Linked DNA regions of Homo sapiens: all the other regions are linked to region 3. The links are chromatin loops, found by intact Hi-C in ENCODE. Cell type or tissue: mammary epithelial cell. All regions are shown on one strand.

Region 1 (8,000 bases), 280 kb after region 3:
GGATAGTGGACTATATTTTATTACAGGCTTTGAAAGACATCTGTAATGTTGCATATCTGTTCATATTAATAACTTAATAAATAGTATATGAAGCTATAATGGCATCATTTGGTTTGTTTGTATATTTTGTCTCTATTTCCAGCTCCTAGAATAAGGCTTGCTATTGATGTTCAACAAATATTTGTTGACTGAATGAATGAATCCTGCATCCATGAAGTTTCCAGACTGCCTGAACTAATTCCAGAAAGATAGACTGACTGACTGATAGAAAGTTTGAGATTTGATAGTTTGTCTGACTTTAGGGAAAAAATTTTAACAAAAGCATCCTAAAATCGTAAATGTGAGAGAAGTTACCATCTAGGCCAGCTGCCAGCCATCAATTTGCTAATATGCTAGGAACTCCCATCTCCAGCAAAATAAAGTGCAATTCAAAGTACTCATCATTGTACGGAAAGACCAGAAGGCTGTGCCCTTATCACAGGGGCTACCAAATTAGATGGTACACTGATGTGCCATTGCAGTGGATGGGAGAGTCTACAGACTGTACTCTCGCTTATCTCCTGCTACTAAATCTTAGTCCTAGAGGCCACTATTTATTAAGTTAGTTTGCTACCCACTAAGAGTACATTCTAAGGGAGACAACAGGAGGGAAGAACAGCACAACAAAGCTTTAACTGTCAATCTTGAGCCAGTACTAGAACATAGATGAAAAGGGCAGGAATACAAGCAAAGAAGATGCCTGAGTGCAATGCACTAGAATATACCCCTTTCCCCCCAACCCCATTAGCAACTTGGAGTCATGCCAGCCCACCCACCTAGACCATAACCTCATTGTGCTCAAAGCAAACACTAGCCCATAACCCAGTGTTTTCCATGATAAAAACATGTTTTGAGCATACTGTCTGATAAGAATGGAGACATAGAAGAAAACTTTTTCATCTAAAATGATTTCTTGAATAGAATGCAGTTCTCATATGCAAGCATTAGTCTGAAGTGTTCTGAAAAATGCTACATGTGAAGAATTCAAAAAGAAATGCTCTTTGTTATAATTAGGAGGCTTATTATCTAATTCTCTTGAACATACTGGGTGAGGATATCTAGACATTAAGACATTTAGGTGAGCATTACCCTTTGTATCCAGCTGTTACTGGAATCAGTAAGCTTAAAAGCCACTTAACATTAGGACGCTATAACATTTGTATTACACAAGTGTCTATTAAAAAGCATGTAATAATATTTGGGATGAATCTTTATAGCTGTAGCCAGGAAAACTGAGGTCTTTTTTCACAGGTGTGATCTCTAACTTTGCCTATATACATATAAATAATATGCCATGTAACTTCACTCTGTCGTCCAGGCTGGAGTGCAGTGGCACGATCTTGCTCACTGCAACCTCCGCTTTCCAGGTTCAAGTGATTCTCCTGTCCCAGCCTCCCAAGTAGCTGGGATTACAGGCATGTGCTCTGACGCCTGGTTAATTTTTGTATTTTTAGTGGAGACAGGGTTTTACCATGTTGACCAGGCTGGTCTTGAACTCCTGACCTCAAGTGATCCACCCGCCTCGGCCTCCCAAAGTGTTGGGATTACAGGCGTATGTTTTATAGGTGTGTCTGACTCAAGTTATGTACTTTAAAAGGGTGATACAGTGCAAAGAGTGTGGTCTTTGGATGCTGTCTAATCTATAGTCATATCCTGGGTCTGTTACATACTAGCTGTGTGACCATAGCCAAGTTACTTAAACTCTTTGGGCCTGATTTCTCAATATGACAAGTTTAATAATCCCTACTTCCCTTAGGATTTTCATGACAATTGAACTTTTAGACGTTCAAGACAAGGTGAGATGGAATTGTGATATCTTAGGGCCTAACCTATATACTCCTCTCTCACTGCTGCAGGATTCCCAACTAAAAGGATTCAAAAAACAACCCCCAAACAGCAGACAGTATGCCTATTAATAGTTTGTAATGTAGAAACAAAATGGCTCACACCTGTAATCCCAACACTTTGGGAGGCTGAGGCGTGTAGGTCACTTGAGGTCAGGAGTTCAAGACCAGCCTGGTCAACATGGTGAAACCCTGTCTCCACTAAAAATACAAAAATTAACCAGGCATCAGGGTGCACACCTGTAATCCCAGCTACTTAGGAGGCTGGGACAGGAGAATCCCTTGAACCTGGAAAGCAGAGGTTGCAGTGAGCCGAGATCGTGCCACTGCACTCCAACCTGGATGACAGAGTGAGAGTCTGTCCCAAAATAAAAATAAAATTTTTAATGAAATTGAGCTTTTTAGCTGTAGCCACAGAGATTCTCCCTAACACTTTGAAAATGGACAATACACATCTGTCTCCTATTTATAACACTAGACAGGAACTTAATATGATGACAATTCATTTTTATATATTGGAACCAAATTATCAAACAAAACAAGCCAGGTAGGTACTGCTGCCTGCGGTTCTTCTGACCTTTGCTCTCTTGGTCTGGTGGTCTTCTCTGGTCCACTAGCAGGAGGACCAGAGAAGGTCAGCACCTCTGACCTTGACCTCCCTTCAGGGAGGTTCTGCTCAGCATCTTGGTGCTTAGTTCCTTGATGTCTAGCATAGGCATGTCAGACAGATACCTAAAACACTTAGAACTTAGGAAGGAAGGGATGATTGAATCCAATTCTAAGATGATGTGAGGAAATATTAACCAGAGGAGCTTTGACTTCAGACCCATCTTTGGAGGAACCCAAAATAGTTCCTAATTTCGGCTAAAGCCAACTATCGGTAGGTAGACAGTTCCGTTGCCCCACCCTCCCTTTTCTCAAGTTTCCAGAATGCAACCCACTCTCTACCATGCTTCTCCTACCATGACTTCCTTTTTTGTGTAGGTAAGAAAAGTAGAAGAGGTGTTAATGAATCATATTCTGCTCTTTTCACCCACACAGCCTCATCCCCTAGTACCCAGCAGAAGTTAGAGGAAGTAACACAGCAGAGTGTCCATGTAGATTCATCATATCCCAAAGTAATAACTATTAATTCCTTTGCTTCCCACTCGCCTATTTCTTGTCCTCTTGTTACCCTATCGTGATTGTGAAACACAGTGACTTCCCCTAAGCCACAACAAGTGAGAACAAGATGTTCACTGACCTGAGAAAACCATCTGACAAAAATTCATTTCCTGTTAATGAGAGAACGGCCTCGCATTTGTGTTATAATATGATCTGACAGTTAGTTCATAGAAAGCATGCTTTGTTATACCTGTGCCTAATGTCTGATGCAAAGTTTCAGAATGACCTTCTGGCATGCTTGCCCACAGCAGTTGCCCAGGGTGTATTTACATGGTTGAAGCATTGTGCCATGTGTAGCTATATCCTTTTTTCCCCCCACTTAAGAATTTCTCATGTTACTAACAACTCAAGTTTTTATAAACCTCTTTTTTAATGGCTGCCTATTTTTTGTTCTTTGTTGTGTTCTTTGTGGTTTTGAGATGAGGTCTTGCACAGGCTGGAGTGCAGTGGCGCAATCTTGACTCACCACAGCCGCAACCTGCTGGGCTCAACTGATACACCTCAGCTTCCCTAGTAGCTGGGACCACAGGCATCACTACTATGCCCGGCTATTTTTTTTTTTAAATGTTGCAGAGATGAAGTCTTGCTTTGTTGCCCAGGCTAGCCTTGAATTTCCAGACTCAAGCGATCCTCCCAAAGTGCTGGAATTATAGGCATGAGCCACCATACCCCCATGTTCTTTAATTATATGGCTGTACCAGAATCTTAACCTTTTCCTGCATCTAGACATTCAAGATATATTCTGACTTTTAAAAAACAAACCCCAAATGCTAGGTTGTGTGTGTTTTCAGATGCTAGGGTAGTTCCTCAATTAAAAACTATCTGACTTGCCAGTCCCTCTATTTTCTGCCCCTAATTCTTAAATCAAAGCCCCAATCCTTTCTTCCTCAGAGATCCTGATCAAATTTCTCAGTGAGGCAGAGCTGCCCTGCCCAGCCTCTGTGCAACCCTTCCTGATACACCCTTACTTTTCATCACCTCTTGAACACTCTGCTCCAACCAAGCCCTCCCCACTCTCCCGAGGGAACCCACAACAGCACCTCCTCCTGGGCATCCAAGCGTTACATCACTTACACCCACGCAACATCTACCACCGCCCCATTACCAAATGTATCAGAGTGCGTTCAGAGTGTATCAGAAGAGGTATAGAGCATACCTACAAGTACCTATGGAACTGATGTTTAGCTGATTGGAGTCTAATCACCTCTTAGCACTGCCATCAACTGCTAGCAACATATTTGCGCCTCTAAACAAACCTGTGAACCACCACTCTGATTTCTTCCAAGCTGATCAACACTCTCCAGGCACCACTCACATGGAGAGGGGAGGGAAGGAGTGGAGGGCCTCTTCTTCCACAAGAGTCATCATTAAACACTCTTCATGCTCTTCATGATTCTATCACCTGGCCAATCTGTTTCTTCCTCTATAGACTAGGGATGGCAAACAAACTAGGGGCCCTCACACATGTTGTTTGGGCCACATGGTTGTTGTTTTTTGTTTTGTTTTGTTTTGAGATGGAGTCTTGTTCTGTCACCCAGGCTGGAGTGCAGTGGTGCCATCTCAGCTTGCTGCAAGCTCTGCTTCCCGGGTTCACGCCATTCTCCTGCCTCAGCCTCCTGAGTAGCTGGGACTACAGGTGCCCGCCACCACGCCCAGCTAATTTTTTGTATTTTTAGTAGAGACATGGTTTCACCGTGTTAGCCAGGATGGTCTCAATCTCCTGACCTTGTGATCCGCCCGCCTCAGCCTCCCAAAGTGCTGGGATTACAGGCGTGAGTCACCGCGTCCGGCCTGGTATTTTTTAAAAAAAAAAAAAAGGAAGAAGAAAAGGAGAAAAAATGAATAGCTTTAAACATTTAAAATGTAAGTGATTTTGCATAAAAATCCATTTCTCTGGCTTTTCTTTTAAAATGAGGAGATCTGGAAACCAGGGACTCTACATTTCAGGAGAAGAGCATGTGGGTGGGGCCCCCTTTGGACAGGATATGTCTCTCTACTGGATTAGATCCCCACCTGGCCATTCACCTAAACTGCATAGCCCCTGGAAGCCTATGCATCTGTGACCCTGTGGATGGAGGCTGTCTGCTTCCAGAGCAGGAGAAAGGGAAATGGATTTTTAGGGACAGAGAACAGCACTATGGGAAAGGCCATGTTTAAGGAAGATCCAAATATTTGACCCAAGGTCATTTATATGACCTGTGCAAACTTGCACTGCCTTTAGTCCCCCAGAGAAGACTTGCCATCCTGAGAGTCAGTGACAGCTGCAGTCTGACAAGTGGCAGGAACATGAAAACAGCTGCAAGCCATGCCCAAGCCTGCACTCACCACATCCTGCTGATAGGAGGGAGCTGGTGCTGGCCCTCCTGTTCCCTCTCCTCTCACAGGGCTGGCAGCAGCTTGTGGGACTGCAGGGATTTAGAAAGTCCCTTAGCTGGATCAGGAATATAGCCCTTCTCCTCAGGCCAAAGACATCTTCATCATCATCTTTATCCCATGAGTCAGGGGATCTTATATAATATGGAAGCCTGCTCACCCAGGCTTATTGCGCTCTGCTTTTGGAGGCCTCCCTTTGGAGAATTCCTAACACAGACTCTACCTGCCAACCTCCCAGGCTAACCTGATCAACCACAATTTCCTCTTTATAGCCAACCCCACAGAAATGAGCCTCCTCATTTTAAAGGACTCATATAATTAGAAGTTCTGCTCCATTCCAGCCAAGATTCCAGTGAAAAGAAACATTCTGCTCCTAAATGTTTCAACGACAGCATGTACCGAAGAACAGCATGTTCCCTATATACCCCAGAGTGAGTAAGCCCCAGTGGGCTCAAAGAAAGACCAGATAATTCTCCTTGCCTTAAGCTAACAAGGGTTACATAGACCGGGAGCTAGAGCATGGCAATGGCAGAGGAATAGTTGCCAAACCTTGCGTTTGCTCTGGATGGCCAACCCATAGCCAAAAACATGCCAGAACTCTTACATCCCTACCATATTTGAAAAAAGAATATAGTATCAATAAGTGTTCAAAAAATGTCTTTGTGGCAAATATGAATTATTTCTTCAATATCCAGCTCTCCTTATTAACAGAACCCCGATTTTGTTCAGAGACTAGTACGTCAAGCTTCAAATAGTCCCATTTTCCAGCTTTCCAAGCTAGTGCTACAGTTCCATAGAAATCCCCAGATATGGCATCCTTTAGTAAATAGAAAGGAAAAGACCTGCTGGGCAAATGCTGTTTTGTCCCTTCACCTTTTCCTTTTTTTCCCCTCCTTCTTGCCTCAAATATGCAGCCCTTCAGCAACGATTAGGTAGAAACCTGAGGATGAAGGCCTGTACCTTAAGGACAGTGGAACAGAAAGGTACAAAGAGCCTGGGTCCACAGGAGCATCAATAAGCTGGAGTAGCGGCCCTATGCTGAGAACCCTCATGCTGATGGCAGGAGACACACACCTGACGTTGAAATCCCTCAGGCAGGGTTTTCCATTATTTCAAATGGAATGAAATCTTGATTCATGAAGCTAGTCGTTAATGTATCAAAATCTCCCCTAGGACAATTTGTTCTGCTTAAAGGCCATGGCCACAGACCTCATGACAACAGAATCCAAAGGATTTAAACAACTGGGGCTACCAGTTTTAACCCTCAAAGTTCAAAAATACACCAAAAAGCCTGACTCTCTAACTCAACAGCCTTCCTCACTACCCAAAGATTTACTAAACACTTACTATGTCAGGCACTGTGTTGGAAGAAGATAAACATGAACCTGATTATTGAGCAAACAAGTAAGGGCTTTAACCAAGGCATGAACAGAGTTATGGGGTTCTGTAGAGGTGACTCTGGGTGCTCTGGGCATCTTGGGGCAGAGGGTACATAGGAAGGAAGGGTGGGAGCAAAAGAAAAGGCTAGGAAAATAGAGCAGAAGAGATGGCAGGAGCAGGGAGTAGACATTAGCCATTTTAACTTTGTATTATATAACGGAAAAACCAAGGTTTCTACATAAAAGATGGGTATATTTGCTTTATGTTTTGTTCTAGAATCAGAATTATTGCTAATGGGGGTGGGGCAGGCTAGCAGAAAGGAAATTAATAGGTAATTGTGATGAATTCCTGATGTTGAGAGACAATTCTCGATGGGTATCTTGTATTTCCATACCTCTGTGAAAGACAGCTTCAGCTTTTTCTTTTTAACTACCTTTTCAAGGATCTTTATATGCCAAATAGCCTTGTAAGATAGAGACAGTGTCTCCCTGGGACAGGCAGATTTATTTTTACTGTACAGAAATCAAGATAAGGTCTCCCTCGGGGGCAAAGTTTGGTCAGGATCACTTGCAGGCCCCTTTATGAGACTGGGGTTTCCTAAACTCAGTTCCTTCGCTGGGGCATAAACCTGCTGTGTGTGAAGTATCCATCTGGGCCACTGTTCCCTGTCGGACTTGGGAAGCAAGAGAAACTACTGCAAACATGAGATTCATTTTACCAGGGGTGCATGCATAATAAAGTCCTTTCAGTCTGACCCAGGAGTCTCAGGCCTTCTCTCAGCATCTATGTACCTGTGGCAGGCTAACTTGTTAGCTTGCAAGGAGGGTAAAATCTCAAACACTTCACAATTGTTGATGCCTAAACTAGGATTTTTAGAGAGGAAGGGTCTGGGATACTTTTATGGAGCTAGAGATTGGAAAAGAAGATCATTCTGAAGTATCTGAGTTGGGTGACTGGGCAGAAGATGGTGGTGATGTTAACTAAAAGGAGGAACACAGAAAGGAAAGTGGGTTCCTGTAAAATGAGTTGGCTTTGACACATTTGGTTGGAGATGCCTAGAGGATCTTGAGGAGGAGATAGGCAAGTGGACACGTTCTTATTCCAGCTGAGCCATGAGTACAGGGGTTGCTCCATAAACAAACTGAGCCCCGCAGGCCTCAGTGCTCCCTTTGGCACTTCCTAAACTCACACATCATTGTG
Region 2 (8,000 bases), 220 kb after region 3:
TCTTTCCTCTACTTCCTTTTTACATTTTGTCTGTCACGAGTGTCTTAATTTGTGAAGTGATTCTTTTTCTTCTAATGTTCACTGAAATTATATCCTTTTATGTATGTTTGGCATAATTATTAAAGCGTCTTTATTGTTTTGTCCATTATTTGCTTTCTCTTTTCCTTAAAATTTATGTTTGAAGACTTAAATATTACATCATCTTTACTGACTCAGATTGTTTGGTATTGATCATGTGTACCTAGATAAGTCCCTGAAACAAAAAATAACAGCTTTTTGAAACTCAGGAGGCACTTTCTATTAGCACTAATAAGTGAAGTTTCTTTTTATATGTATTTACTATGTAGAACATCAGTATACAAGACTCTGCTAATTTATAAGTAAAATATTGAGTGACAAATAGCTTTTTCCTGCTGTAGTAGAAAAGTTAACTGCCTTGGACCCAATAACTTAAGCCGTATCTGTAGTTAGGAAGTTATTGTTCTTTAGCTGTATGTATAAAATGTTTAAAGTATGCTTATAAAAAAAAAGTACTGAGAGTGGTCACAAAAATCCACCAACATAGTTTCCCTGAAGAGAATATTTTCAAATTATTTATTAGTCTCAAAATTGAAACTTAGAATGTCTTGATTCAGAAGCTTCCTGTTCATACAGTAAAACTCAGAGCATATCCACTTTTTAAACCCATTAAATAAGGAATAAAACAAGTTTCCTAAACACATGCAAGTCATATATGTTATGAAAATATTCAGTAAAGTCATTTTTGTACCATTTGCTAAAGCTGTATATAATTCATAATTTATCAGTTTCAAAAGTTTTAAACTAGCTCAAGACTCTATACCTCTAAGCTATGAGCTGGATATATACTTTTGTTTCCCTATTGGTGAAGCAGTTAATACTCAGGTAAGTGTAGAATAATCTGAATAGCAAAAGTTATAATTGCTTAGCCAAAGAAGTTGTATCAATAATGCATAAATAAAATAATATTTAAATAACACAAAACTTTAGTAAAAATTGTTTTAAATTTATCCATTTTGGAAAAAATATACATGTTTTTCACATGGTGAAAAAGCACTCTTTGATTCTGTGGCTCATGAAAATAGCCTGAATATTTGACAATTATGGCTGTAGAAAAGCTTGTTGACACTTTGACATTCAGTTTGAGGGAATGTGTTGAACTTGCTATTTTTTTTTCTTCATTTTGTTACAACTTTAGTTATTCTATAATCCAAGGAACTCAAACCTTTAATTGTAGGTATTTTAATCTCATTAGTTTGTTATCTGTTTCCTAGCTTTGGTTACCCAATGCCAAAACATTGCAGTGATGACTGAAAATTTTGTTCAGTCATCCAGCTGTTTTCAAATATAACACTGTTTTAGCACATAGGAGTTTGGAAAATTTTCATTGATTGACTTTTTCTGGATACTTATTATCGTCTAAAATTTTCATTAGCAAATTCAATACTTGGAAGAGAAACATGTTATTGGAATGCATTTGCTTCATTAAATAAGTTAGAACCATTACAAACTCTTTCCCACTATGTTAGTTGATGTTCCTTATCTACGTATGATACATGGTGGCAGCAGTAAGGGGCATTGAAAACACACTGGTAGTAACAAGTACCAGATCTGTAATTAAAAATTTCCCATAGGTGATCCACAAGCGTGTTGAGTCTGCATTTGTACACTTGAATTAATTGCACGTTTGAATAGAAACAAACCAGTGATCTAAAGCAAAGCACTAAAGACCAGAACACCACCTTGTTGACAAATCTATTGGTAGTCACCATTGTTGTAAGTAGATGTAATTAATCAATAAATATCTCATGGAAGGTGTAATTGAGGGTTTAACTTTTTCTCCTAGTATTGTTGTGCTAGAGACACAAATAGAGGGAAAATTCTATTATAACTCTTAAAGAAAGTGGTAAATGATAAGCATTAAACACTAAAGTTACTATTTTACGTAAGCTATGCCATAAGAGAGAAAAGTAGAGGCAATTGAAAGATGCCATCAGGAAAGGAAAAAGTATCTTCTAAAATTATTAACATATGCAGTCTAGGCTTCTTCATCTGACCTATATTTTATATATACATGTATGATATGTGTATATATGATTTCTACAAATACAGCCGATTTTTCTAATATTTTAATTACTCCTCATTATTGAAAAACTAATTTCTCTTTTTTTGTAGTTCCTGAAATCTCTCTGAGATACCTACATGATAATTCTTATATTTATTTGTCGCATGGGCTGATGATAATTAAGCTATGGTTGAAGGGAGGCCATGTATGTAATTTAGGAAGTGTAACACCTGTGGCATATTATTGAAGCATGACAACTGAGTTTAAATATTAAGCTCATTGTTTAAATTCACTTGTTTAAAAAAGGCCTATACTACTTCTCCCCATATTAAAGATTATTTAATGTGTAATTAATCTTAGCTGCTACTTTCAGTCAATAGCAACAATTTCTTAGTTCATAATTAAAAACTAAAAAGCATGTTGGCCTGAGCTGCATGTTTATCCTTATGTTTCAGTATTACAATACTTTATTACGGGTGAAAAAGAGCATTTCCTAGATGTGTTAGATGTTTAGAAAAATGATTTGCTTCACATGAGTGAAGAACTATTTTTAAACTTTACTTACTGTGGTTACAAGCTAGTTAATAATTTATATATTTCCTAAATAGTAAATTATTTTTACCTTACTCTAAGGAAAAAGAACAAAACAATATGTAAAAGGTAAAATTGTATCTTTGCAATTTATTATCTTTTTTAAAGTTTTTCTTCTTTCTCAGAGATCCTTGTTCTGATACTGTCTTTTTTAATGAAACTAATTTTCCATCATACTACCTTACATGTATTTTATTTTTCCTCTATTTATGAAGACATGGGAGATGTACATTTAAGTTAACATCTTTTGAAGCCCAGTTTGTCACTTTTTACTCCAGTGAGTTAAATGAAGTGTGTTGAAGACTTATTGGGCAGCTGAAAAGTACTTAGGCTTTTTTATTCTTTCTTTATTATACTAACTGTTGTTCTTTATTTACTGTTGTTCTCTTTTTTAAAAATTCCTGAATTTTTGCTGTTTGTCCAACAGCTTTCTAGTCAGTTTGCTGAAAAAGGTTGCTTTCATAAAGTTCTACCACAAGTGTTATTTTAAACAAATTGTTTCACTAAAGAATAGAGCAGTTAGTTAGTCTGGTGCCTCTTGCTAATTCAACCTATTAAATTTGACCAATTAGACCAGGTTAGCTTTTAGTGATAATCTTCCTAGACTATTTCTATGATAATGCTGTTACTTAATGAACAGGCTGAGAGCTTGATTTTCAGTAGAGGTGTATCAGATACACATTTTGGTCTAATTCCACATGATCAAGTATTGGCATTTATATTCAGCTTTGGCCATTAGAGAATGAACTTCTGAATGTAAGAAGCTGAAATTTTATCTTAGAAAAATAAAATTATTATAGTCTTTTTGTCAGTAATTTTAGCAGTCTAATACTTAAAATTTGGCATTATATTATTACAGGAATAATACTTTCTCAGCATTGTTAGCTTCTAGATTGCTACTGCGATTATGATAATGCATTTAATATCATAATACCACATAGATGCCCACTTAGTTGAGGGCAGTGAAAGGGCAAAATATGTTTGGAGTTGCTCATTCTTTAGTATGGTTTTCTCATTTTTATTTGCTTTATGTCTGGATTGAAGATTAATCATAGCCGTTATCAAATATTATTTTCAAGATTTTTCTCATTGTGAAAATTTGAAGTGGAAAAATTGGTTTTCTGATTTTGATTTCATCCTTACAAGATGTATATCACCATTAATTATTGGTGCATTTTAATATAATAATATGCATTTACATTTCAACTGATAGAATTTCAACATATAAAGCATATAGGCAAATTTTCTCTTTACATGAAATGCTTACCTATATTTAAAAATAAATATTCAGATAGTAACAAGTCTGAAAGACCAGGTCTTTACTGTAAGTGTTCCTATACTAGTTGAAATATGATGATATGAGGCACATAATCATTGATCATGCACAAATTTTTAGGTTCCAGAAATGATGTTGAAGTAAGCATTGAGCTGTTTGGCCTTTCAAAAGCTGAGGCTAAAATCAGAGGTAAATAATAGGTTTTAGCCAGATATCTGTATTTGCGTGTCTAATTTAGGCCATTTACAAAGTCCATTCAGAGAGGCGCTGAACCCAGAAAAGCATCATGTGTAAATTAACTTTTATGAAGATTATTAATCCTGTTTTTTTAACTATAAGTAAAATCCAGTTAATACTGTACTGCCTATATTGTTTTATTTACTAAAAAATTTTTAAGTCCTACTTGAAAAACTAGAAAGTGAAATGCTTTTGAATATGCAGATGTATCTTGTTAACAGAATTTTTGCCTTGCAAATAACTTCTGTGCAATTTTAAACTGTAAAAACTAAATTACAATAATGCCCCATGGTAACTAGAAAAGTTTTTTTTAAGCTAATATATTCTTTTGTAAAAGAAGGGATTTCTATGTTTTTAAGCATATGTTTGTAAGATACACGTTGGAATATAAATTAATTTGGCATTAGCTTAACTTGCTGTACAAAAATTCAGGCTTAAATTTATACTTACTGTAGATGTGGTCTTTATCTCAGCAGTGCTGTATGAAAGCAGAGACTGAATTGGTTTCTCTTAATAAATGCTGCTTAAGCAACAGCTGGCAGTAGTCCTCTTTAAAAAAAAAAAAGACATTTAACTTAAAAGACCAGTTTTTTTCTGAGATGAAAGCGTAGAGTTTTCTTTAATCAGAATAAACATATCTATAGAATTTTTTTGTAGCAGTATTCATTGTAACAAAAGTTGATCTGTAACAAATAATTAACCTGTAGTAAATATGGGGAAAAATTATCTACTAGATTAAGGCATAATCACTCTAGTTGTCATTATATTGAGAACAGTAAATGAATAAGTTTCTTAAGAATAATAAAATATTTTTACTATCTGTTGATTTTTGCTTTGGCATTTTTTTGTTGTTGCTTCTGTTTTACATCAATCTCACACATATAATTTTGCCATTTATATTTAAAACTTTTACAAAAGGGAAATTTTGCCATGTAGAGACAATTTTTATTTTCAGAACCCAGAAAGAACCTTAGAATTATCTTTTCTAGTTTTTTATTTGTTAGCGACTAGGAAGAAATGTATAAATGTATTGTTTTAAACCTCCAATATTGTCAATATTAATGAATGTTGGCTTTTTTTTTTTTTGAAATTTCTATGTATCATTGAAATGTATAATGGGGCTTAAAGCGACAATCTGGGTGCAAAACACATGCATGTTTGATATAAAGAAGGCTTTAAAATAATTGAATTTTAAACACATGTAAGTAATCTAGTTTTTATATCCTCAACACTAGGCTTAGAATAAAGTTCTCCACTTTATAAACATTTGAGTATATAAAGTTTTTAACCACTAATCATCCTCTTGGTAGCCATATTTAAGTCAGTTTACTTTGCAGTGTTATAATAGAGCTAAAACTTGCTTGAACTTGAAGCTCTACTTCAGTTGTATCGTTTCTAATTTTTAATTTTCATATCCTTTTTTGGAAATACAGATATGTCATTAAATCAAAGGTAGTTTTCTTCAGTCTTTATTATGCCCAAATGATTTTTAGCCAATTTGTATTAGAACTTTTCATCAAGAGTTTTATTTGCTTCTTTCACTGTTTCAACTATGCTCAACTCATTTGACTGTAGATGGGATTTTTAATGCAAGCCTGTAAATGGCAATATCATATCATTATACTGTGAATAATATATCTACGTACTAATGTACAGACTGTATTTTGAATTGTGTCTTGTCTTGTTTTTACAAGTTCATTCTTAAGTTCTATTTACCAAAAAGCTTAATCTTATAACATTGTCTATAAGGCCTTAGGAATAAGGTAAACCTGTTATAATCTTCTTAACAAACTTATTTTTAGTAACTTCAGTTGAATCACTGGAATTCTCAGCATACTTTTCTGGACCTATAATCTAGTTATACCAATGTTTTAAACATTAAACTTAAAACTCAGGGGGGAAAAGGTTCCTCAACTTGAGATCTTCTCTCCAGATCTCCATTCTTTGGAGTTTCCATGAGTGTGACCTGAAGAACTTGGAACCATTGAAATTCAAATGTAGGTAGGTAAGTGTTCACACCAGCGCATGCGTTGATTGCCTTATATCTCTTTGTATATGCATCTGTATTGCACCCCCTCAGTGCCTTTCTTCCTCTTCCTCCCCATAGATCATGTAGGGCCTGTGTCATTTTGATATTATGTAATTTCGTAAATCTGTATTTGGTCAGTGTTTGTCTGTGATGTGTGTCAGGAGCAGTTAAAACAGAGTCTTCGGACATTTATGACATTGTGCTGTCTAAAGACTGTCTTTCACACATAAGTGTTTGCTATGTATGGGCCTGGGTTACATTTTTGTGAATTGCTGTGTTTGTTGAGCTCTGATAACATTCTCCTGGAGGTGCTGATATTCACTGAGGGAGGCAGAAGTAGTAGTCTTGCAGTTGCTTCACTTAATCTGCCTAATGTATCTAGAGAACAAGAACTATTTCTAGTTCTCAGAATTTCTTCCTGTTTGTCTTTCGCTTAAAAGTCATACTCCTGATAACATTCATGATACCATGGATGTCAGCTATTATCCTTTGAAAAACATTTGCAAGTTTTCTTTGGGCAATAAAAAAGATGATCAAATGAATCATTTGTTTATGTCAATAAGAATATCAACTTATCCTACACAAACAGGACCCCTACTTAATCTTTTCAAAAAACAGCACCGCCACCTACTGAATTGTAACATCTACATAGTAACTGAAATAGGTAGACTCAATCTGGAATGATCTCTTAGGCTTAAGTAGAGTTTCTTCTCAAATAAGCATGATGAGATGTTAGGAGCTTTATTAGTGTTATTTCTCTGAAAATATCAGAGTGCCAAAATCTAGGATTCCTACCAAGCTTTTATCTAATTTTTTTCCTGTTATCACTTCTGCTAAGCACATCATTGAACTTCAGAATATTTACCATGTTTCCCACTCACCTCCCAATCTCTTATAAAAATGAGATAGCCCTGGTGGGCGCTGTAGCTCACACCTGTAATCCCAGCACTTTGGGAGGCCGAGGCGGATGGATCGCCTGAGGTCAGGAGTTCGAGACCAACCTGTCCAACATGGTGAAACCCTGTCTCTACTAAAAATACAAAAATTAGCTAGGTGTGGTGGCAGGGGCCTATAATCCCAGCTACTCGGGAGGCTGAGGCAAGAGAAGTGCTTGACCCTGGGAGGCGGAGGTTGCAGTGAACTGAGATCACACCACCGCACTCCAGCCTGAGCAACAGAGTGAGACTTCGTCTCAAAAATTTTTTTTTTTAAAATTAGGTAGTCCTTTGACACTGGTTCTTAAATTTTGGTCTTATGATTTTAGATGTCTAAAAATTATAGAAGACCTAGAAGACTTTTTTTATGTATTTGGGTTATGTCTGTCAATATTTACTGAATTAGAAATTTAAATGAAGAAAATATTTAAAATTATTTAGTATTTCATTTTAAAATAAGAAACCTATTATATGTTAACAGAAATAACATTTTTATGAAAAATATTTTCCCAAAAAAATTGCTGCAAAGAATAGCAGTTTGTTTTACTATTTGTGATGGTGAAGAAAACAATGGCTACTAATACAATTTGGTGCCATTGCTGGTGTTCATGCTAAAATGCCAGCAGTTTTACCTACCATTGCTTTCGTACCATTGGTACAAATGTCAACACAGTGGCAAGAGCAAATAAAATCTTGGGATTTTTATGAAAATAGCTTTGACTTTGTGATCCTCTGAAAGGGTTCCAGGGACACTTTTTGAGAACCATATTCTAGGAGGCCTCTTTCTTTGTCCATGAAGTGGAAATTTATATCAACCTGTTTCTGTAAAAGTGTGTTTTTTTTTTCTCT
Region 3 (8,000 bases):
TTTTTTGGTCAGGCATGGTGGCTCATGCATGTAATCCCAGCACTTTGCGAGGCCAAGGTGGGCGAACACCTGAGGTCAGGAGTTCGAGACCAGCCTGACCAATATGGTGAAACCCCGTCTCTACTAAAAAAAAAATACAAAAATTAGCCAGGCTTGGTGGCGGCGCACCTGTAATCCCAGCTACTCAGGAGGCTGAGACAGGAGAATTGCTTGAAACTGAGAGGCAGAGGTTACAGTGAGCCGAGATCATGCCACTGCACTCCAGCCTGGGTGACAAAGCGAGACTCCGTCTCAAAAAAAAAAAGTACAACCTCAGATTCCTTATAGAACAAAGTTTCAGCAAAGCCAATATTAAAGAGCCTATGTGAAAAATAATTATTCTTGCTGTACTTTATACAAATAATCAGGCCAAGTATAAGACTGAAGTTTAGTTTGCAAATGAATCAATCCTATCATGACTTGCTTTTAATAAAAATGGGGACTGGAGAGAGAAAAATTGTGCTTAAAAAAGACTATAATATACATTCTTAGCTGTTCTTGGGTTGTTTTTTGTTTGTTTGTTTGTTTTTTCCCTGCAGTTTGGAATAAATCCTAAATTCTTTGTGGACTACAAGTCCCCAAACTAATGTTTTCAAATCTTTACTTTAAAACTGGGAATTGCCCTCTTTACCCTCATGCCCATTGTTTATCTTATAGTATGCTTTTCCTTTAAATGTGGTGCTAAAACTATAGGTGACAATACTAACGTTTTTGCCATGCAAGCCTTGGAACCACAGCCAGGCCTAAGTGAGTATGCTCAGACAGTGGCAAAGACATTCCACTCCTCTTACCTTGGGGTCAACGCCTACCACCACTATGCCCCTGATCAGCAGGAAGAAGTTAGGGTGGTCTCTGCCTGTTTCTCATCTTGTTTAGCCAACATCTTGAGATTAAAGTGTTATAAAACCCACAGGGAGGGATTGAAACGGCCATTGCAAAATTATAACTTAGCGAATGAGATCTAACCTAACCAACTCCATCTTGCTTCTAATCTCCAAGCTGTCCTTGTTCATTCCTGGGCATAGGCGGAACTAACTTTGGGAGGAACTTAGTTTATAGTTTAAAACAAAGATGGTAACAGCCCTTTCCCAAAACAAACCCCCTTCTTGCCTGGGGATTAGACTACCTTTGTAGAACTAACAAATTTAGCCACAAGATTAGAAGTTATTGTTTAGGAGTCACACAACTGGAGGATACAAGACTCTGACCCTCCCTAAACTGCTCCTAAGATCAGTGCTTGAGGTATTTTGCAGACCCTGCACTTGATGGATCAGCTGGCACCACCCAGATTGATAAACTGGCTCATGTGATCTTGTGGCCCCCAACCAGGAACTGACTCCGTGCAAGAGGACAGCTTCGACTTCCTGTTATTTCATTTCTGACCTGACCAATCAGCACTCCCGGTTCACTAGCTTCCTGTCACACACCAAGTTGTCCTTAAAAACTCCTGTCCTCGAACGCTCAGGGAGACGGATTTGAGTAATAATAAAACTCAAATCCGTAATAATACCGTCTCCCCCCAAAAAAGTAAATAAATAAATAAAAAACATGTTAGTGGTCATCCAACATGAGGAGAAAAAGAGAGAAAAGCAGTGCCTGAAGACAGAAACAAATCATGATTAATGATTTGGCAGCAAAAGAGGAGGAGCCTATCAAGGAAAATAATAAAATTGTCCAGGGCTTATAGGCATATGTGGTTAGAATTAGAATAAATAATGTCAGGGAAGCCAAGAGCAGAAAGGATAGAGTTCTGAAAAGTGTTTGTTCAACAATCAGAAATAAAGAGAGATTTGGTAAGATAAAGATTGACAAGACTCCAGTGAATTTGGCAATTTTAATACATTATTTCAGTAAAGATCGTTTCAGTCTTTAGGTGGGGAAAAGGCAAAAGGCAAATGGCAGTGGGTTGAGCAGTAGGAGGGACACTTCATTTTCTAAGACAGGAGAAAAGAAAGTAAAGATGAGTGCAGATGTTTATCACAATGGAAATATGCAAATGCAGGCACATGGAAATAATACAACAGCAGGATACCTAAGCTCAAGTGAAATAATTACAAGGAAGAACAATGCTTAAGAGATTTCCCAAACATCATCTTACACAATTGGACTAGCCATTGATGTCTAGGAAATGTCTGGTATACCAACTTCAAATGCAGCTATAAGTAAAACATTAATTTACTTTCTACTGTCATTAGTACAAAGTGCTGCAGTGATGGTCTCACAAGAATTTGAATATTGGGTAAATAAGATTGTCCTTAAAGAGGTAAACTATGTGTTTACATATAGTCAATTTATAGGTCAAGTCACTCGAAAGACAGACTTCTTGCCAAGACAAGTAAGCAACAGTTGACTATTCCTTATTAACTATATTAATATAGCTGATGAATGAATGTATCCAGAAAAAGGAAAGGGAGATATTGATTGGCTACGGAAGTAGATTAAAAGAGGAATCACCCAGGTAAGCCCATCTAAGCACTGGGTGTGTACATTTGTCTTGCTGGCAAGGCTATTCCTGTTGAGAGAACTATGTAAGTCAGGTTTCTCCAGAAACAAAAGCAATAGGTGTGTGTGTGTGTGTGTGTGTGTGTGTGTGTGTGTGTGTGTGTGTGTGTGTGTGTGTGTCTGTCTGTGTCAAGAAAGAGAAAGATTTATTGTGAGGCATTGGCCTACACAGTTGTGGGGGTTATAACTTCCAAAATCTTCAGGGTAGGCAAGCAGGCTAGAGACTCAGGGAAGACTGGCAAGGAAGAATTGGAGTCCAAAGGGCGTCTGCTGCCAGAATTCTCTCTTCTATGAGGTACCTCTGTCTTTTTCTCTTAAAGCCTGCAACTGATTGGAGTAGACTACCACCGATGTCCCCTTAAAGCCCAAGGGTTACCTTCGGTTAACTTATGATGAATGCTACCTGGCCTGAGACTCACCCTCCAGGTCAGTGGGCTCCCCTCTGGCCCAGGGAAGGTCCAGAAATGCTGTCCAGCAGCCTAGGCCTAGATGCGGGGACCCCAAAAGCCTGCTTTTTACTCTACTCCTTTGTGGTTGAGCTGGTATCTAGGGTGCAAGACAAAGTCCACTTTACTTTTCCTTCTGCTTTTCTCAAACAGAATGAGTCTTTCACTGCAGCCACCACAGCTGGGAATGTGCTGGGTCACCACTAAAGTCAGCATGTCTCACAGCCCAACACACATGGCATACTCCCTAGTTATCACCGCTGGTTATTCAGGGTGCAAGGGCTCTTTAGTCAGCGGGAGATGAATGCCGCCAGGACTGGGTCTTTCTTTTCAAGGCCTAAGGTTCCCTTCTGGCCCAGGATCTCATCTAGCAACGTCATCCAGGAGCTAGGGCTTAGAAAGGGGGCCTCACAACTCTGCTCAGTGCCCTATTTTGCTATGACTGAGCTGATGTCCAACATGCAAGACAAAGTCCTCTTTACTTTTCTTTCTCCTCTCCTCAAGCAGAAGAAAGGACTTACTTTCTTTGCTGAGAACTGTGCTACCTGGGGTTGGGGGAGGAGAGATGCAAGCACTCCGTTAGTCACCCTGGCTGGTGTCCCAGTAGGTTGTATGCCCTCCAGGTCTGCCAGCTCCAAGCCCAGCTCAGCACTATGATCTGCTTAGGAACTGCAGTCCCAATGACCCAGACTGCCCTTCACGTTTATTTAAAGTCCCAGAGCACTTTTGCCAACAGTGGCAGGGCTTGCTGGAACTCAGGTTCTGACTGCTGGGATGGGCAATTCCCCTCTGGCTAGGGCTGGTCTAAATGTCCCCTCTGTAGGTAGGCTTCAGCTGAGTTCAGCCCAGTTTTGCCTTCTACTGTAACAGGGCAACACTGAATTCAATGTGCTCTCCCTCCCTCAAGAGCACAGATTCTCTCTCCTTGCCATGAAGCTACTGCCAGGGGACTGGGGAGGGGTGATATCAGTGATTCGAGACTGTTTTTCCTACCCCCTTCAGTACCTCTTTCAGCGATATGAAGGTAAAACTAGGTATTGGTTACTCACCTGATTTTTGTTTTTTATGAAAGTGTTTTTTTGTGTCAATAGTTGTCAAAGTTGGTGTTCCTGTTGGGAAAATGATCAGTAGAGGATTCTATTCAGCCATTTTGCTTCATCCCTCCCTCTAGATTTGTTTGAGCTGTCCTCATGGTTTCATTAAGGTTATGTATTTTTGGCAGAAATACTATATAAGTTTCATGTTGTTCTTAGCAGTATTTCTCATCAGGAGGCACTTGATGACTATTTGTCACTGTGATATTATAAAGTATATGCTTTATTTGATCTCCAACCCATACAACTAAAATCCTTAGAATCCCCAAAGTCTTTTTGTATGCTAATAATTGACTGATGGTTGGCAGCTTCTAGGTAGCTTCAGGATGGGGGCTAGTCACTGCAAAAACTAAGGCAGGATTAGGAGGTTGAGACTTTCACCTCTGAGGAGGGTAGAGGAAAGTTAAGTTGATCATTAATGGCTAATGATTTAACCAATAGTGCCTATATTATGAAGCTCCCATAAAAACCCAAAAGGACGGGGTTCAGAGAGCTTTCAGGTAGCCAAAACCATAGAGGCTCCTGGAGGATGGCTCACCTGGGGAGGGCATCCACATCCCCTTCCCATGCCTCAGCACATGCATCTCTTCATCTATATCCTTTGTAATATCGTTTATAGTGTACTGGTAAATGTAAATGTTTCCCTGAGTTATGTGAGCTGCTCTAGCAAATTAACCAAATCTGAGGAGGCGGTCATGAGACCCCAATTTATAACCAATTGTCAGAAGCACAGGTAAAACAACCTAGGACTTGAGACTGACATCTGAAGTGGGGAGTGGGAGGCAGTCTTGGAGACTGAGCCCTCAATCATGGGATCTCCAGGAAGATACTGTCAGAAATGAATTGAATTGAATTAGAGGATATCCAGCTGGTGTCCGCTACAGAACTCCTTGGTGTGGCAGGGAGAGGGGGAACCCACACATCTGGTCACAGAAATATTCTGTGTTGTTGTAGTGTGAAAGCAGAGGAAAACCGTTTGAGTTTTCTCCACTCAGTCCCATTATTGGTGATGTTAACTTTGATCACTCAATTAAGGTGCTGTCTGCCAGGTTGCTCCCCTATAAAGTTACTAGTTTTCCTTTTATAATTAATTGGTAATTTGTGACTGGATAAGTTGAGACCATGTAAGTTTCCTGTTGTGTATGGGATAGTTTAGCATCCAATTGATTACCTGAATCAGTTGTCACCTAATAATAGACTTTTTACTTTCCATTGCAGAGAAATAATTAAAAGAGGCAATAGTCAGAGACTCCTTGAATTCATGGTATTTCATCTGTCTCTGATAGACAGCTGAGCTGAGAACTCTAGGAACCATTCCCTGCAGACCAAAAATGAGAATTATGCTGGAGATTTTAAAGGAAGCAAACATTTCAAATTTGGAAGAACCTGCTGCTACTATGGGCTATTTGGCCATTAGTGAGAAGAGGTTCACACACTAGTTTAAATCAATTGTTCAAATAGCTGAACTCTACCTGAAAAAAAAACTCACATACGCCTCTGGCTAAAGAATATTCCTGAGGCAAATCAAAAAGAACAGAAGACATACTAAGATCAAGTATTAGCTTAAGATGCTCTGACCCTTAACATCTATCAAAAAAGAAAAACAAGGTGACCACAGATCTAGGGCCAGTATGATTCTGACCTAGATTGAGGAGCGGCCCATCTGTGGTTTGTGCTCAGAGAGAAAAAGGGGATGTCTGCAAGGGACTAAAGATTCTATTGGTTCTAGCAGCAGTGGGACCCAAAATTCATCTCAGGCTGCAAGAATCTACTTTTGCAAATAGTGTTGGATGTTCTTCACCTTTTCCCTCCATGAGATGGGCAGCAAATTGCCTACTTACAGGGCTCCTTCAAGTCATACCCACTGTGTTAGGCACAGCATGGTGCTGGAAAACAAAAAACAGATAACACAAATAAGAAGACTGTAAGAAATTTTAGGGATAATTAGTACTTGTCGTTTTCAAGAATTTTTGTAATTTCTTAAATTCCCCTTTGCTTATTATAAGGTTTAAATTGTTTTGGTTTTGGTCTGCAGTTAATTAAGCATTCCTATGAGTTGGAGGCAGTACTGAACAAAAAGGTAAAGATATTTCAGGTATAGATTATAGACTTTAATGAAAGGGCAGCCTCACATGTGCTCAGGAAAGCTGAAGTAAGCATGGATTTGTTTATTTATTTATTTCTTTATATCTTTAACAGGGTTTTGTTCTGTGGCCCAAGCTGGAGTGCAGTGTTCTGATCATGGCTCGCTGCAGCCTCAACTTCCTGGGCTCAAGTGATCCTCCCACCTCACCACCCAAGTAGCTGGGACTACAGGCATGTGTGCCACCAGGCCCAGGTAATTTTTTTTATTTTTTGTAAAGATGGGGTCTCACTATGTTGCCCAAGCTGGTCTTGAACTCCTCAAGCAATCCACCTTAGCCTCTCAAAGTGCTGGGATTACAGGCATGAGTCACTGTGCCTGGCCCAAGTATGGATTTTTTTGCATTGATCTTTTGGAGCACACCTGTAAAATCAATTCAAAATTCAGTGTAAATGATTATCATATTTAAAAACAACTTGTGGAATAAGAGAGAATTACATCCACTGTGTGCTTAATGTATAATCTGGCCCTATCTAATCCTTAGAAGAATCATGTAATTTTTTATTTATGGAAGAGAAAACTAAAGTTCAAAAAAATGCTATGAACATGTGATGTGTCAGTTACAGGGCTACTGTAAAAGCCCAGATCTGATTTCAGAATCCTTTTCACAGTGCTATAGTGCTTACATGTTACTTTCATACTAAGAAGTATTTGAGAGTAACAAAAGAAAAGAAAATGAGAAAAAGATGATTTGTAAGGTAATTAAGAGATGCTAGTTGTACATCATTCGAATTTGAGTTTGGGTTATAAAAATCTTTGGTCCATGGAAAAAATTGTAAGTCCTTTGTTGCTATTATCTTTGCTTACTGTACAATAAATAAACACCAGGAAGAAAAATATTTCCATAGAGTTTGCTTATGAATTGCTCTTCTAGTCTTATTTTAAAAATTATTTTTCTGAGCCTTTGAACTGATTGAATTCTGGAGGAATTTATTCTATTCCTTAGAATTAAATCTTCAGATTCTTACAACACAAGTCCTTTGGTCTATGCTGAGTCAGTAAATTCTGTCTCCCAGGCAACTTTGTGTAAATCAAAGCTGAAGGTCAGACCAAAATTAATGCATTACATTAAAGTAAAATAGGATTGCTTTGTATTTCAATTTGTTCTATTTGGTTTTCAGTGTTTAAACGCCCCTATTGCCATTGTTGGTTATTCTCAATAGTTTGACTCTGTTGTTATTCAAAATCTAAAGAATTTTATGAAAGAAAAATTAAATTTTAAAAAGTTAAATAGTAGTTAAGCAAAATAATCAATCAAGTAATAAACCTGCATCTTCATAAGTAATGAGTGATTAAAATCTAAATAATGAGAAAATATTGCTCACTTATCAAGTGAGTAGATTTAGAAAATAGTATCTAGGACTGGTCATCAGGTGCAGAGAAATATTTCCTGTTTTGGCTCCACATTCCTATAATCCTACACACCCCTAGTTCAGGCCCTCATTATCCCCTGCCTGGACAATCTCAGCAACACACTTCTAACTTGTCTGCCTGATTACAGTATTGTATTTTTTAAATCCCATCTTCACACTGCAGCCTGAGATATACAGTATACCTGAAATATAATTCTAGCCATTTTACTGCTTCTGTTTCTCAGTCTCTCAGTTTCCAGGGTGGAATAGTTAATAATGTATCTGTAAAGAAATAGCTAAATGCATGGTTGCAGTTCAATTTTGCCATGGTTAGTACAGACAATACAAATCTCACTAAGTCCAAGATTTGTCGCTCTGACAGCCACAGGAAGCCAAATTAGAATTACAATGTTGCTTAATAAGC

Evidence for each region. Hi-C counts contacts between places; a loop is a spot of excess contacts. Peaks named below come from ENCODE experiments on the same cell type or tissue, not always from the same donor. Only the 100,000 strongest peaks of a DNase experiment are listed, where the experiment ranks them.
Region 1: it touches region 3 in a loop (2.2-fold over the local background); 4 of 110 quality-filtered maps call a loop at or near these places.
Region 2: it touches region 3 in a loop (2.6-fold over the local background); 4 of 110 quality-filtered maps call a loop at or near these places.

What each region holds. Positions count from the first base shown.
Region 1 is chr4:98,443,763-98,451,762 of GRCh38, forward strand. RAP1GDS1 (Rap1 GTPase-GDP dissociation stimulator 1) reads left to right here. Exons shown (of 15, transcript NM_001100427.2): 15 at 1-96. Among named protein-coding and RNA genes, the nearest start is that of RAP1GDS1, 190 kb to the left of the region's middle. In mammary epithelial cell, no CTCF peak of the experiment used is centred here; DNase peaks (open chromatin) are centred at 3,139 and 3,499; H3K27ac peaks cover 2,792 bases.
Region 2 is chr4:98,381,316-98,389,315 of GRCh38, forward strand. All of the region lies in intron 5 of RAP1GDS1 (Rap1 GTPase-GDP dissociation stimulator 1), which reads left to right. Among named protein-coding and RNA genes, the nearest start is that of RAP1GDS1, 120 kb to the left of the region's middle. In mammary epithelial cell, no CTCF peak of the experiment used is centred here; no DNase peak of the experiment used is centred here.
Region 3 is chr4:98,163,010-98,171,009 of GRCh38, forward strand. No RefSeq gene overlaps it. Among named protein-coding and RNA genes, the nearest start is that of STPG2, 24 kb to the left of the region's middle. In mammary epithelial cell, no CTCF peak of the experiment used is centred here; a DNase peak (open chromatin) is centred at 3,592.